Linked DNA regions of Mus musculus: region 2 is linked to region 1. Evidence: chromatin loops called from intact Hi-C (ENCODE). Cell type or tissue: left cerebral cortex. All regions are shown on one strand.

Region 1 (8,000 bases):
TCAACTATACTGTATGTAACTCAGATTCCTTCATCTTCACTGATAACCCATTAAGTAATAATATATACCTTATAGGTTTAGAAGGGTCAACTAATTATACATTGTTTTTCTTAGAAATCTAGGATCTATACATTTAAAAAATCACAGTGAATCACTTATTAATTCTAGTGAGAATAACTTGCATGGCAAATGCCAGGTTTTAAGTAACATGAAGCAAGTAGTCCATGCCTACCTCCTCATGCAGAATCCTCGGGATCAGGCAGAAGGGTCTCATCAAATCACTTCTGGTGATATGGCTATAGGGGTTATTTTGGTATCACAGACTGTTGCTGGAGTTTTGGGCAATTCGTGTCTCCTCTACAATTATATAGTGCTTTACTTCAAATCATACAAATTAAAGCACATGGACTGGATTTTGATGCACTTGATTGTGTCCAACTTCTTAACTCTCCTATGTAAAGGTGTTCCACAAGCAATGGCAGCTTTTGGTTTTCAATGTTTCTTCAATGATTTTGAGTGCAAACTACTTTCCTACCTTCATAGGGTGGGAAGAGGCGTGTCATTCGGCAGTGCATGCTTATTGAGTGTCTTCCAGGTCATCACTATCAGCCCAGAGGATGCCATTTGGACAATCTTAAAAAAAAAAGCACCCAAGTGCATCAGCTCTTCCCTATACTTGACTTGGATTCTATCTCTCCTTTTTAGCATTGTTTCCCTTAAGTATATGTCTGCAAAATTGTGCAATGTTAACAACACAAATCTCAAGGACTTGGGTTACTGTTCTTCTCTTTCTTTTGACAAAACTGCTGAAGTACTGCATGCAGCACACGTGATTATCCCTGGTGCTGTGTGCATGTTTTTCATGCTGTGCTCCAGTGGTTCCATGGTTCTCATTTTGCACAGGCACAGGCAGAGGATGGAACATATGATTAGGAGCAATATTTTCCCTAGATCCAGCCATGAGTCCAGAGCAACACAAACCATTCTTCTCCTAGTGAGTACCTTTGTATGTTTCTATACACTCTCCACACTTTTAACTATTTGTTTAAACTTTTTAGTTAATCTTACCTGGCATCTAGTGAGTATCCATGCAATATTCTCAATGTGTTTTGCTTCTGTAAGCCCCTACTTGCTCATGAGACATGGTTCCAGCACATCCATCCATTGCTTTGCTTGGGTAAACTATCAAAAATCCTAAAGGTCATCCTATGTATTCCAAACACTTATGGAATTCTGACATTAATTATCATGCTCAGAGAAATGTTTGTATTCAATAGGAATATTATTATATTTTGTATAACAATATTTAGTGCTAAAGGTATGTGTATGTTTTTGCTTGTTTTTTTTCATATAAGAACAAGTCAGCACATATTTACTGAAATTGTGTTTACTATCCATCAAGAAATACCACTGGAAGACAGCACAGAACATATCAATCACAAGGTATAGAAGGATGCAAATAATTGTGAATTTTAGAAACTGAAATAATGATAACTACAACAATAACAAATTGCTTTCAAACAAAATGCATTTCATATTGGCTTTTCTTTCTGGGGCATGAGTGAAAATGAAAATAAACTGAAATTCTTTCATTGCTCTCCCTATGTTTCATATTAGTGGTGTTAGTTAAAATAACCTTGTAACTAATGCCCACAATATTTCACTTGAGTCCATGCAATATGATTTTGTCTTGCTGGAAATTGGGTGGAAATATGGAGGGTGCTCATCACCATGTGATATATGCTTTATGCCATCCATACAACTTTTTTGTTTGTTTGTTTGTTTGTTTGTTTGTTTGTTTGTTTTTGAGACAGGGTTTCTTTGTGTAGCCCTGGCTGTCCTGAAACTCACTCTATAGACTAGGTTGGTCTCTGCCTCCCAATTGCTGGGATTAAAGGTGTGCACCACCACTGTCCAGCACAACTTTTTTCTATATGTGGATTTTCACTACTTTTAATTGCTTACATAGTGATGTACACATAATTGGAATTTAAATTAAATGCATACTACGGTTGAAAACAGTCAAAATCTAAAATAATTGAATGAGTATCAAAAATGTTAAATTAGGACATGACAAGCTTGAATTCCTTTCCTAGATTAAATTTTCAGTTATTAGTTTGTATCTCTGAAGCATTCATGAATGTCAGTTTTCTTGTTGTTAAGAACATTTCCCAGTAAAAGTACACTGTGCATGGAACTTCAACCTTGGAAATGACTATTCCATTTTCCATCATGCTTTTCCTTGGTTAGAATCAAGATCTCACAGGTGGAGTTGTTACCTGTACTGTGGCTGCAAAGAACTGGGTCTGACAACAACCAAACAAGCATCAGGAAGGAATTTCAGGGATTTTACCTCTCAATACAACTTTCAGCCAAGGATTAATTGTGGCTGTTTGCTACTGATTGTCTTCATAGTACAGTAGATTCCTCTAAATTGAAACATTCTCTCAGGAAGAAGTATGGGGGAGATGAGGTCCCTGGAATCAGGAAGAAGACAATTTTTCCTTGTCTGTGAAAGAAGAAACTTGCAAGGATCGCAAGATCCTCTCTTCAGTGCTATTAAACAATAAGTCAACTGTTGTGGGTGGTGGCTTCTGTTTCTTTCTGCCTAGAGGAAATTGGTAGACAGGTGAGAATTCTAAAAAGCCATAAAAAAGCTTCAGCATGGCCTTTTCAATCTCTGTGTTTCTGTTAGTGATGTAGTTGCTTTTCTTCTCTTCCTGTTACTGTTGTGATGGCTAACAGAATACTTAAAGTTTAAACTTACTTTATGAGAAGCCACAAGGTAAAAACGCTTCCATCATGAAAGTTCCTAGCTTATACAAGGTATAACCTGGCAGCCGATTCCATTTTGTCTCAGACACTGAAGACTATTCGAAAAAATTGTCTGCTATGCTTTTTATTAATTATTTTATTTATTTATATCCCAAATGCTGTATCCTCTCACAAAGTTCGTCTTCCCATCCTCCATCCTCTTTGCCTCTGAGACGGTACCCAACCCTGGTATCCCCCTACCCTAGTTTATCAAGTCTTTACAGGATTAGGTGTATACTCTAGCACTGAGACAAGGCAAGGCAGACCTCTGCAACATATGTACCAGGGTCTATGGTCCAGCCCATGTATGCTCTTGAAAGAAAGATGAAATTTCAAGACCTGTAAGTCATATAAAGTACTCAGAAATTGTGGAAAGCCGCAATATACATGCCGTCACTAGATGGTGCTAAACCTCCATCGTGCCAAACCGATCTCTCAGTTTAGATTGAGCTCATGGTGCACAGCTGCAAGAGCAAAAGCCCGCCTAAAGTCACCAGCCCATTTCCGGGGCACCTGTCCATCTCCCTGGGCACTAGCCCAACCCCTGGGGGCTTTAGCCTATCCCCAGGGGGCATGAGTATCGTGGGTGTAGCTACCGGTCCTAGTTTAGACTCGTCACACCTTAAGGGTATTTAAGCCACACACTTTCTGAGCCTTCTTTGTCTACCTCAATATTTTATGAAGTAAGTTAACCACGGAAGAATCTGGCGTGTCCTGTGTTTATTTCCTGCGGGACGGGGATAAGCTCAGGATAAGAAATTGCTGATTGTTTGTGAGCCTAGAGGCTGCCTGGGGCTGAGAACAAAGAAGAACAAACCCAGGCATGCCCCCATCATTAAAGCATTCCTGGGAACAGCTTGGCCATAAAGATAAAGAGGAATGTCAGGACATAACAGGGCTATCTGAACTGAGTCAACAACCATCTGGCCCGGCACCTCCCTCTGCCCATTGCCCGTTGGCACAGTTTAAAGTCATAAATTAACCAGATACTCTGCTAGCATTAAAAAAAAAAATCCAAATCACAGAACTCTGACACCCTGGCCTGCACGTATTCTTTTGCTGACATGTAATTTTTCTGCTGATGTTTGAATAAGCCAATAGTGTGTCACTATGCTGAATTCCCCACCTCTAAGCCTTTTACCTCATAAAAACTCCTAGCTTTCGAGCCTCAGGGTCAAATCCTCTGTCTCGTGCTTGAGATACTTTTTGACCCGGATCTCTGCCATTAAACTGCCTCGTGTGTTTGCAGAAAGAAGGATTGTCATGTTTCTTTGGGTGTGCTCTCTCTCCTGAGACTAGAGTGGGGGTCCCCGAAAGGAGGTCTTACACTCTTAGGTTGGTGACTTAGTCTCTGGGACTTCCCACAGGTCCAGGTTAGTTTACACTGTTGGTCTTCCTGTGGAGTTGGATCCCCTTCCGTTCCTTCAATCCTTCCATCTGGGTTCCTGATCTCAGGCCAATGCTTGGCTATGAGTATCTGCATCTGTCTCAGTCAGAAGCTGTTTGAGTCTCTCAGGGGACAGCCATGTTACGTTCCTCTGTACAAGCACAATACCGCATCAGTAATAGTGTTAGAGATTATTGCTTGCCCATGAGATGGATCCCAAATTAGGCCTGTCACTGGTCAGCCATTCCATCAGTCTCTGCTTCACTTTTGTCCCTGCAATTCTTTTAGACAGGAACAATTTGGGGTTGGCAATTTTGTTGTTCTACAAAAGAATGGGTCACAAGGATAACTGCTATTTCTGCTTTTGTAATCAAGGTTGCTTACTCTACTAAAGTGTAGCCATATGTTTTTTTTCCCATGTAAGCCCTGGATTGCTATGGCATTTAAAGCTGGGTCTTGGCTTGTTCTGAGAATTAGGCCCTACACCAGGAAACATAAATTTTCACTAGTTTCATTTTGGTGTCAGAGTACAGCTACAACAGTTTTCTATTTTGTGGGATAATTTTAGAAGGGCTGTTTGTTCTTCTTTCTCAGACATGGTGAGTCCCTTTTAGTCTGAAGAAATTAAATAGTGACACTGTTTCTGAAGAAACATGAGCAAATATCTATTTACCCCGGAGAGGAAACAAATTTCAGAACAAAGTTTTAGAATTGTGTTTAGACTATTTTGTGATAGGCTCTTCCTGGGGAACTTAAATACACATAGAAAGCAAACCCACAAAAATCCTTGTATCTTGGAAAACAAATTGATTTTTTTTTAGGACCACTAAAAGAAGTATGGAAAAGGGATTGCTTACAGTGTTGTGGTCTGGAGTCATTCAGTGTTTCACCAATATGACAACAAAAAGCTTTAGAATCCTTCTAAGTCTATGATCACCTTCCTCATGATGGAATGGATATTTCAATTCAGAGGAAACAGTAAAAAACTCATTTCCTTTTTTCTAGCTCTTATTGTATTTCTCCCTTTCTTATTCAGTATAGCAGCAATTTGGAGGAGTGATGTGTGTGAATATATATATATATATATATATATATATATATATATATATACACACATATACACATACACACACACACACACATACTTGTATGTGTGTTTCTGAAGGTCATACAGGAGGAACAACAAACACCTTTAAAACTCAAGGAATATGGCACATTAGTTAGCACAACTAAGATAGGTATGCCTCAGAGGCACATTCTTGAGTACTATGTATCCAGTGGCCTTTGTGTTCTGGAGTTTTTCTCTGCTTGTTTCTTTCACATCCAACTTAATGTAAGAATTATACAAAATCTGTAAGTGGTCTCCATCCCTTCACTGAACATTATCATTGGCAATTACAATAATGATACTTGAAAATTTTCAAGCATTGCTGCAGGAGCAAATTAATGACTCAATCACCACCCCTGTAAAGAACATAGACATGTAGATTGTTAGTAATGGCCATCTCACTTAGTATGCATTTGGAAAGATAAAATTGTTAGTGAAGTTAGTTAGGGTGTTTTTGCTAGTGACTGTGAAATAGAAAATCTTAGGGAGAAATTTGAAGTTCAAAAATGCACACTCTCTTTTTAAAAAAAACTTTTTATTGAAGATTTTATTTATTTATATTTCAAATGTTATCCCCTTTCCTGATTTCCCCGCTGCAAATTCTCCATCCCATCCCTCTCCCCCTGCTTTTATGAGGGTGATCCCACCCACCCACTCACCCACTCCAACCTCACCGCCCTAGTGGTACCTTACACTGGGGCACAAGCCTTTACAGGGCCGAGGACATCCCTTCCCATTGATGCTAGATAAGGCCATCCTCTGCTACATTAGCAACTGGAGCCATGGTCCCTCCATGTGTAGTCTTTGGTGGTTTAGTCCATGGGAACTGTGGGGAAGTCTGTTTGGTTGATATTGTTTTTCTTCCTATGGGGTTGTAAACCCCTTCAGCTTCTTTAGTCCTTCACCTATCTCCCTCATTGTGGTCCCCGTGCTCAGTCCAAGGCTGCAAGCATCCTCATCTGTCTGTAAAGGCTCTGGCAGAGTCTCTCCGGGACATCGATATCAGGCTCCTGTCAGCAAGCACTTGGCATCAGCAATAGTGTCTGGGTCTGATGTCTGCATATGTGATAGATTCCCAAGTGGGGCAGTTTCTGGATGGCCTTTCCTTCAGTCACTGCTCCACTCTTTGTCCCTGTATTTCTTTTAGACGGTAGCAGTTCTGGGTCAAAGTTTTGGAGGTGGGTAGGTGGCCCCATTCCTCAACCTGGAGGCCATGCTGCACCACTGGATGTTGGCAGCGATCCTGTTTGAATATTAGCTGACTTGTCAGCCATAAGTGCTTACTTACAAAGTCTTGGCCTCTGTGGGAAAGTACTAGTCCACCTGAGTACAAATAGACACAGATCTGGAAGTCAGCAGAGAAAAAAATAGCTATCAATCTTGTAGATAGATGCGTAATAACCCTTTCTGCTCTGATCTTCCTGCTGAACTATTTACCCAGTCACTATTCTGTTCCTGGGAATAGGTGCATTACCCAGAGACAAAGCAACCCCCCTACATTCCCCTCCTGTTCCTATGAGTATATAACCTGTGTGGGAAAAATAAAAATTTGTCAGCTTGAACAGAAACTAGTCTTGCTGTCTGTTCTTTGTGTTTCTTTGTGCCCCATTCTCTTCCAGGTGGCCCCTCAAGTCCCTGTTCGACTGTCCTGCTGGTCTGGACAACTGGATATGGTCTCTACAGGTTCTCCCTCCTCTTCATTGGGTATTTCAGCTAATGCCATCACTGTTGGGTCCTGGGAGCCTCTTTCTTTTCTGGTGTCTATGACTTTCTGGTGGCTACCCCAGTTCCCCATCCCCCATTGCTACACACCTCTGTTCAATTTCCTGTGCATTCACAGAGAGCCTCTGTGCATTCCCCCATCCCCTCTTATACCTGATTAGACATCCTTTTCCCCATTTCCCTCTATTTCTCATAAGTCCCTCCCACCCTCTACTTCCGTAATTATTTTGTTCCCTCTTCTAAATAGGACTGAAGCATCCACACATACTCTTAATAGTTGACCTAGAGACATTTTGAGGTCAGGGAACAAAACTATTGGAAGACTAACTAGCACTGGCTAATGTGAATTTTACTGAGACAGGCCTGTCAACTTAGGTGGTAATTAATGTCTTGATACATTTTTGCCTCAGCTTCCTTGTGTGATATATTAAAAGTCGATGATGAGTAGATGTGCATTCTTATGACTTAAAGAAGAAATGACTATTTTTTTATATAAAAGTTTAGATTTGTGATTCATTTAAGATTTTTATAAATCACTTTATAAGTTAAAATTACATAATTGATTCTTTCTTTGTAACTGTAATTTCCTATCTGCTGGCAACAGAAATTGGCAACTGAAAAAGTTACTTTGATTGCTTACACTGTTAGCCTATAACAAGTTATTTAGATATGAATGTACTTGGAGTCTTGAGAAAAATTTGTTTTCTTTACTTCTGCTATGTAATGTGAAAGTATTAGGGAACATACTGTTTTTCACACTTATTCCCTAGAGGAAAAATAAAATGGGCATTTTAATGTACAAAATATATATCACATTGTAATTCTATACTGCTTGCCAGATTTTACTGGTACATATAAGCTGTAGGAAAGAAAAAGCAGTGGCTCGAGCCTACTCGTTGGAGTTTGCTCTATCCACTCATGATGTGAATGTGTATTTGTATGTATGTATGTATGTATGTATGTATGTAT
Region 2 (8,000 bases), 190 kb after region 1:
TGAATGTGGCTGCCCTTGCATTTGGAGCATAGATATTCAGAATTGAGAGTTCCTCATGGAGGATTTTACCTTTGATGTGTATGAAGTGCCCCTCTTGTCTTTTTTGATAACTTTGGGTTGGAAGTCAATTTTATTCGATATTAGAATGGTTACTCCAGCTTGTTTCTTCAGACCATTTGCTTGGAAAATTGTTTTCCATCTTTCACTCTGAAGTAGTGTCTGTCTTTTTCCCTGAGATGGGTTTCCTGTATGCAGCAAAATGTGTCCTGTTTGTGTAGCCAGTCTGTTAATCTATATCTTTTTATTGGGGAATTGAGTCCATTGATATTCAGACATATTAAGGAAAAGTAATTGTTGCTTCCTGTCATTTTTATTGTTAGGGGTATGATTCTGTTCTTGTGGCTGTCTTCTTTTAGGTTTGTTAAAGGATTACTTTATTGCTTTTTCTAGGGCATAGTTTCTGTCCTTGTATTGATGTTTTCCCATTATTATCCTTTGAAGGATTGGATTCATGGAAAGATATTGTGTGAATTTGGTTTTGTCATGGAATACTTTGGTTTCTCCATCTATGGTAATTGAGAGTTTTGCTGGCTATAGTAGCCTGGGCTGGCATTTGTGTTCTCTTAGTGTCTGTATAACATCTGTCCAGGATCTTCTGGCTTTCATAGTCTCTGGTGAGAAGTCTGGAGTAATTCTAATAGGCCTGCCGTTATATGTTACTTGACCTTTTCCCCTTACTGCTTTTAATATTTTCTCTTTATTTAGTGCATTTGTTGTTCTGATTATTATGTGTCAGGAGGAATTTCTTTTCTGGTCCAGTCTATTTGGAGTTCTGTAGGCTTCTTGTATGTTCATGGGCATCTCTTTCTTTAGGTATGTGAAGTTTTCTTCTATGATTTTGTTGAAGATATTTGCTGGTCCTTTAAGTTGAAACCCTTCATATCCATCTACTCCTATTAACCATAGGTTTGGTCTTCTCATTGTGTCCTGGATTTCCTGGATGTTTTGAGTTAGGATTTCTTTTGCATTTTTCATTTTCTTTCATTGTTGTGTTCATGTTCTCTATGGAATCTTCTGCACCTGATATTTTCTCTTCCATCTCTTGTATTCTGTTGCTGATGCTCGCATCTATGGTTCCTGATTTCTTTCCTAGGGTTTCTATCTCCAGAGTTGTCTCCCTTTGGGTTTTCTTTATTGTTTCTACTTCCATTTTTAGATCCTGGATAGTTTTGTTCAATTCTATCACCTGTTTCGTAGTGTCTTCCTGTAACTCATCTACTCCTATTATCCATAGGTTTGGTCTTCTCACTGTGTCCTGGATTCCCTGGATGTTTTGAGTTAGGATCTTTTTGCATTTTGCATTTTCTTTGATTGTTGTTGTGTCCATGTTCTCTGTGGAATCTTCTGCACCTGATATTCTCTCTATCATCTCTTGTATTCTGTTGCTGATTCTCAAATCTATGGTTCCTGATTTCTTTCCCAGGGTTTCTATCTCCGGAGTTGGCTCCCTTTGGGTTTTCTTTATTGTTTCTACTTCCATTTTTAAATCCTGGATGGTTTTTTTTTTTTTCAATTCCATCACCTGTTTGTTAGTGTTTTCCTGTAACTCTCTAAGGGATTTTTGTGTTTTCTCTTTAAAGGCTTCTGTTTACCTGTGTTTTCCTGTATTTCCCTCTTAAAGTCCTCCATCATCATCATGAGAAGTGAATTTAGATCCATGTCTTGTTTTTCTGGTGTGATGGTGTATCCAGGACTTGCTAAGGTGGGAGAGTTTGGTTCTGATGATGCCAAGTAACCTTGGTTTCTTTTGCTTCTGTTCTTATGCTTGCCTCCTGCCATCTGATTATCTCAAGTGCTTGCTGCCCTTAATATATCTGATTGGAGCCTGTCGTTCCTATAACCCCAGTTGATTCAGGACGGCTCAGAGTCCAGCTTTCTCTGTGATATTTTTATTGTGGGCTCCTGTGAACCTGAGATTCTGGCTGTGTCAGAGTTTTTTTGCCAGTCAAGCTTCCGCTGAGACCCTGAAATACTGGTGGTGTGACCCAGCTCCTGTTATCCTGGGATCCTGTTGTCCTAAGATCCTAGGTGTGTTATAGTGCCTGGAAGTGGTATCTCCTTTGAGGACCATAAAGCTGTCTGGTCAGTGATCCTAAGATAGCGTGGAGAGTCCTCTGGGGACTGAGGGCATGTCCGCCAACTCGGTGCTGGTGCCAGCCAGAACGGACTTGTGCCCCTGGTCAAACTAGTTTTATGTTTCCCTTCTGCTGTCTCAGGTCTTGTGCGATTGGATTGGCACAGATGTTTTGTTCCACTCACCAGTGATCCTAAGATTGAGAGGAGAGTCCTCTGGGGACTTTGGCGGTGTCCATGGACTCCGAGCCCTAGATGACGAGGTGCTGGCCTAGTTGCAAAAATTTATTCTCTTTTTCTCCATCCCAGGGCCATGTTTGACCTCTGTGATGGCTATTTCTGGTTGTCAACTTGATTACATCTGGAATGAGCTACAATTCAGAAATGGAATGCACACCTGTGATCCAGATCTTGAAGCTGGAAGACAGGTTTCTGACCTGGATCTTCAAAATGGAGATCTTGAGGCATAGTGGCCATGAAAATCTTAGGTCCAGGCAAGGTAGTATCCACCTTTAATTCCAGGACACTGAAGCAGGCAGAGTTCTAGGCCTGGAACAAAGCAAGTCCCAGATCCAGGCGTGGTAGTACACACCTTTAATCTGGGCCACACCTTCTACTAGAGGGCTACATAAGGACACTGGAAGAAGGAAGATTCACTCTTCTTCAACCACTCACCAGCATATCTGTTGAAACCTACTTCCATAGAAGACCAGCTTAAACAACTAGCTTCATGGGACTGAGCAACTATTAGAATCTTGGACTTCCCATTCACAGCTTCCCATTGTTGGGTTAGTTGGACTACAGACTGTAAGTCATTACAATAAATCCCCTTAATGTATATAGAGATATTCCATAAGTTATGTGACTCTAGAGAATCCTAACTAAGACACAAGTTGGTACCAGGATTGGTTCTAGAGGAGCAGAAGTATAAGAATGAATGTCTTAAGAATCTGGAATCCGTTTAATAATTTGTCAGCATCTTCTAATTCACTAGGCACCTTCAACTCCTGAAATTTCTCCAGATACTTTCTCCCCTGGGAGCTTGGAGAATATAGGAGGCCAGTGGTGGAAACTATATGCAAATGCCTTTGATTATCTTGATTCATCAACTGTGACTGGTGTGAATTAGGTGACCCTGTACACGAAGTTTTCTACAATTTGGAGGGAAATAAGAAAACTGATTTGCCTGGCTTGTTGCTCTTAGTATCTCTGGACAAAAACTGGCGAGAGGGGCAACAGCACATTTGAAGAGTTTTGTTCTTGCCCTTTTCCTTGTGCCAGACCTTAGGGTTGGAGATACTGCTACTCAATTGAATGAATTAAATGTAATGGATTTAATTTTGCCCCAAGGTAACAAAGGCCAGGTGGCAGCATCGAATCACCAGAGACAAGGTGATCATAGTTATTATAGTGGGCAATGTAGACAAAACATTCATAATGACCTACCCCATAATGATCACAACTCTGCATTGTGATTACTGTAGTTTTTTACAGTGGTCTCTGTAGTAGAGAAAAGTTTCTTGATAAGGGGTGAAGACTAAGCTTATTCGTGGGCAGGAGAGAAAATGTTTAGTTTATTCTTTGGGATTATGCTGGGTTAGTACAGTCTGTTTTATCTCAAAGCACTTTTATCTTGAGTCACAGAAGACAAACTCCTCTCTGAATTAGGAAAATGGCAAGACCACCATCTAGTGGTGAAAGCCATGCAGCTCAAGATAAATTCACTGACTTCTTGAGACACCTATTTCTTTTCAAAATCCAAGTTCTTTAAATGTCTCTCCGCAAGTCAAATTTTCAGGATTTGGTTTTGACTTGTCATTTTTGTGTGTTGGGATTGTTTGGGATAAGTTTGTCGCTCACGGGCTGGTAGTCAAGTCGAGGTGTAAGGCTATCTTTTATCTGAAGGGTTCAGAACTCAGTATGGTGGTCAGATATCCGGGTGCAGCGTCCTGTCAGATCCAGTTCTAGTCTACGCTGACAGCAAACTTGTGGGGAGTCTGTGGAGAGCGGGTTCAGAGAAGCTTGACAGCTGGAACTGTGTGGACCGCAGCCTGAGACTGATAGGGAGGGACCTGTCTCCGGGGGGGTGGGGCCACTCACCGGAAACAGCCGTTGGGGACAGTATATGGGTGTGGAGGAAGTGTGTTGTGTGGAGGAAGTGTGTTGAATGGAGCTGGGATTAGAGGAGTGGCGTGATAGCTGGGACTGTTCTTTAGTGAACCTAGGTAAGTTGACTGAGGAGCCAAACCCAAAAGTGGCAAGGACGTCTTCCTCGAGGAACTCGCTGGCATGCACCGTGGAGAATCTTGTGATGCAGACCTGGAGTCAGAGGATACAAGAAGGGTTTCAAGGGGACGCAAAAAACTACCCTGAGCCTCAGGTGCCGCGCGGGGCATCCTGGGAGAGTCAGCAGGCAGCAGCCCAACCGGTGGAACCACAGCCCAGTGGGGGAGGGCTGTAACCTACCAGGTTAGAGGAGCTAAGGGGCTGGGAAAGGGAAGGAATCAGACAGGGGTGAGATATTTCCTCGGCTACTCATAAAAATGACAGCTCTCAAAATTCTGCTCTTCATGTCTTGCCCTTGCCCATAGATTTTAGACCATACTAAGTTGATGAATACTGATTTTTTTTCCATTTATTCTCTTGGCAAATTTTTCTTATAGAAGTACTCTAGTGGAGTATTTGAAACTATCTGTTAATATTGGCAAACGTGTTTGGTTTGGTTGTTGTTTTTGTTTTGTTCTTGTTATTTTGCTATGATAGAAAGGACAACGCTCCTGAAATTTACATTAGTCCACACTAATTTCTTTGTATACCTGGGAACTTGGCACCTACGGAGAGGTTTTAACTATCAGTAATGAAAGGAACATGTAAGGAATTTTTAAGAGCAAGGGCATCTTTGCAGTCAGGAGCAAAAGCAATACAACAAAGTCACACCACACAACAAACATCGTGCAAGAGATATATTGCAGATAAACAGAATGGCAGCTACTCTGAAAGGGAAGAGAGTTGGAAGGCTAGGCAGAGGGATGGGTGTTTATAGTGTCTTTGGAGCATGTGAAATGACGTACTGGAAAAGAACAGTGGGTCCTGAAGTATTGCTTGGTCATTAAAGCTGGAACAATGTAATCTGTTAACACTGAGTAATGAAGGGATTTCCAGGTTTTAAGGCCCTGGAGGCACTGAAATGACTAGCCTCCCCTCCTACCCCAGCATCATCCCCAGGTTTCTCTTAGGGCCATAACTGCCATTTCCAGCCCCTTGGGTCAGAAAGTGGCCAAGCTGCTGTCCTAAAGAGAAAGAGAGAGAGAGAGAAAAAAAAAGTCCATGATCAAGCTACAAAGGCTTCCATCATTTTCAGTTCATGATAAGTTCAGAACTTTATTAGTGTATATTATTCTCATTCCAATCATCCAGTTTCATTTCTACCCATAAGTTTTCAAGAAGCTGTGATTGGAAGTGAGGTTCACGCTAGACTAACTGAAAATGTTTTCTAAATATTTTTCAATATTCTGACACTGAATGGCATTTGGGGGATCATTGTACAGTCTTCAGTTTTGTTCCTCTTTATTGACTGAGCACAGTACTGTGCTAGGAATCCAAGTACAGGCTCACTGATCATCCAGATCAGCTCACCTGTGGAACAGAACACAGACCTGGAAGGTGGACAGGGAGGAGACAGTAGCTAAGGATCCAGGTATGTTGGGGGATTGGTCAAGGGAAGGCAAGGGGTTCAGGTAAATGTGGAAGTGGGCCATGAGATCAGTTTTGCCACATTCTGTTTCACTAGAAATAATTCTAGAGACTTCCACTGAGAAAAATCTCCTCAGGATTATCCTAATATAGAGATGAGAAGACTTTCTACAGAAGAATTGATACTAGGAGGCAATAAACTTTTACTTGATTGTACATGTGAGTGATGCTGTCCTTATTCCATACACATCACTGATCAGATCTTCAGAAATGGTTTTCGTTTCAGCAATTTTAATGTATTATAAAATGATGAAAATTAATCTCTAGATGTAGTGTTTAATGATTTTTGGAGCAAGAACAACAGGCACAGCTAACTGTTGAGCTATCTCTCCACCCCATTTTAAATGTTATTTATGTGAGTATAAATAATAGAAAATGGTATAAAACCATTCTAATCACTTTGATGTAGATGATGCAAAATCTTCAATTTACATAGGCATTTATGATTTTTAATAATTTTCTTTTAGTTATTGTTGTATGATTGTGTGAGTTCCTAAACATAAAAATACAGTCTACTCAGTCTGTATGTTTTCAGGGATGTATTGGAGAGCCACATGGTGGACTATCTCTGGGGAAGACTGTTTCTCCAATTCTCAGAATTCTTTAGTGTTTGACTAGAATCGAGGTCTAGTGATTTTTCTCCCTGCCTTATCAGCATGTCTCTTGGTGTTGCCCTTGTTCAGCTTATGTTTAGACAGTCATGTTTGTAAGATTTCAAGAATGTAGCTTTTCTGACATTTCTTTTTTTTAAAAGATTTATTTATTTATTTATTATATGTAAGTACACTGTAGCTGTCCTCAGACACTCCAGAAGAGGGAGTCAGATCTCGTTACAGATGGTTGTGAGCCACCATGTGGTTGCTGGGATTTGAACTCCTGACTTTTGGGAGAGCAGTCGGGTACTCTTACCCACTGAGCCATCTCACCAGCCCCTTTTCTGACATTTCTAAGAGACACAGTCTTAGCACAAATATCCTGTTCCTCTTGCTGTTAAAATGCACTCTTCTGCTGCCATCCCTTCTCAGTGATCCCTAAACCTTAGATACTGGACTTGTGTTGTTTATGTGTAAGCTGTGGCTGAGCATCACAACTCTGCATTTTGACTGGTTGTGATTTTCTGTATAATCTCCATGTGTTCCAAAAAGACCTTTCCTTGATGAAAGATGAGAGACCATTTACATATGAAAATTATGATGAATATATAGAGTACTGCTATTTGGGATTATGCTGGCTTAGTAAATTATTGGTTGTAGCTTCTCCTCCAAGGTCCATGACTTGGTAAGCCCTGGGGAAAACTGTCTAGGTTTCCAGTACTAGGTGTGATTTCCCACTTATTGAGGTCTTAGGTCCGATTCGAAGCTGTTGGTTACTGCCAAGGTATGTGTGCCACTCTTGCATCCTTGCGATATAATGCAGTACAGATCATTGTTATGGTTCATTGGTGTCATTGCTGGGTAGGACTGTTGGTAAGCTCTCTCCTTTGGAAGCTTGCATGTTGCCTTCTAGTACCATGAAAGCTAGTCCCCAGGGAGGACCATTTAATGTCAGATCTAACTTGAGACCTGGATTCTGTATATGAATCTGATAGCATCTTTAACAATGGGGCCTCACTATCTACTGCTGGGAGAGAACCAAAGGCAAAATCAATAGCCTATAATGTTTTGGAAATCTCTTAAACAACTGTGACCAATAATCTAAAAGGAGCTTGGTATTGGTAGTTTTATTTTTTAAAAAAAATCTATGGCTCTTATAGGGACTATTATCAACCTAAATGGGAAGCTTTCATTTATATACTCAATATATGTGTATATACAGACAGGCACTTTTCATAGTTGGATTATATGATTCCTTCTTACTTTTCAGACATCCTTCGCTATTTTATCGTATTTTTTGTGTTTATATTTGTTTCTTAAATCCCTACTCCTGTTTTTCCTTCTTCCCCTTAATATCACTTTTCCCTATTATCGCTTGTCTATTGCTCCCCCATATCCCACCATGATCTGCTTTTATATTTCTTGTTACTGCAGTTACTTCAGGTTGAGAACTCACATCTGAAGGGTTGGAGCTAGGAACTTTCTATGAGGCAGAACATGCAATGTCGTTCTAGGTCTGTC

Evidence for each region. Hi-C counts contacts between places; a loop is a spot of excess contacts. Peaks named below come from ENCODE experiments on the same cell type or tissue, not always from the same donor. Only the 100,000 strongest peaks of a DNase experiment are listed, where the experiment ranks them.
Region 2: it touches region 1 in a loop (11-fold over the local background); 12 of 42 quality-filtered maps call a loop at or near these places.

The regions. Positions count from the first base shown.
Region 1 is chr17:21,228,618-21,236,617 of GRCm38, forward strand. Vmn1r234 (vomeronasal 1 receptor 234) reads left to right here and starts at 209. Exons shown (of 1, transcript NM_134198.2): 1 at 209-1,199. The coding sequence starts at 209. The coding sequence ends at 1,198. In left cerebral cortex, a CTCF peak has its summit at 3,198 (motif pointing right); a DNase peak (open chromatin) is centred at 3,215.
Region 2 is chr17:21,418,960-21,426,959 of GRCm38, forward strand. It overlaps Zfp54 (zinc finger protein 54), which reads left to right and starts at 4,285. Exons shown (of 5, transcript NM_001379357.1): 1 at 4,285-4,358. In left cerebral cortex, a CTCF peak has its summit at 3,829 (motif pointing left); DNase peaks (open chromatin) are centred at 3,848 and 4,188; H3K4me3 peaks cover 1,083 bases; H3K27ac peaks cover 466 bases.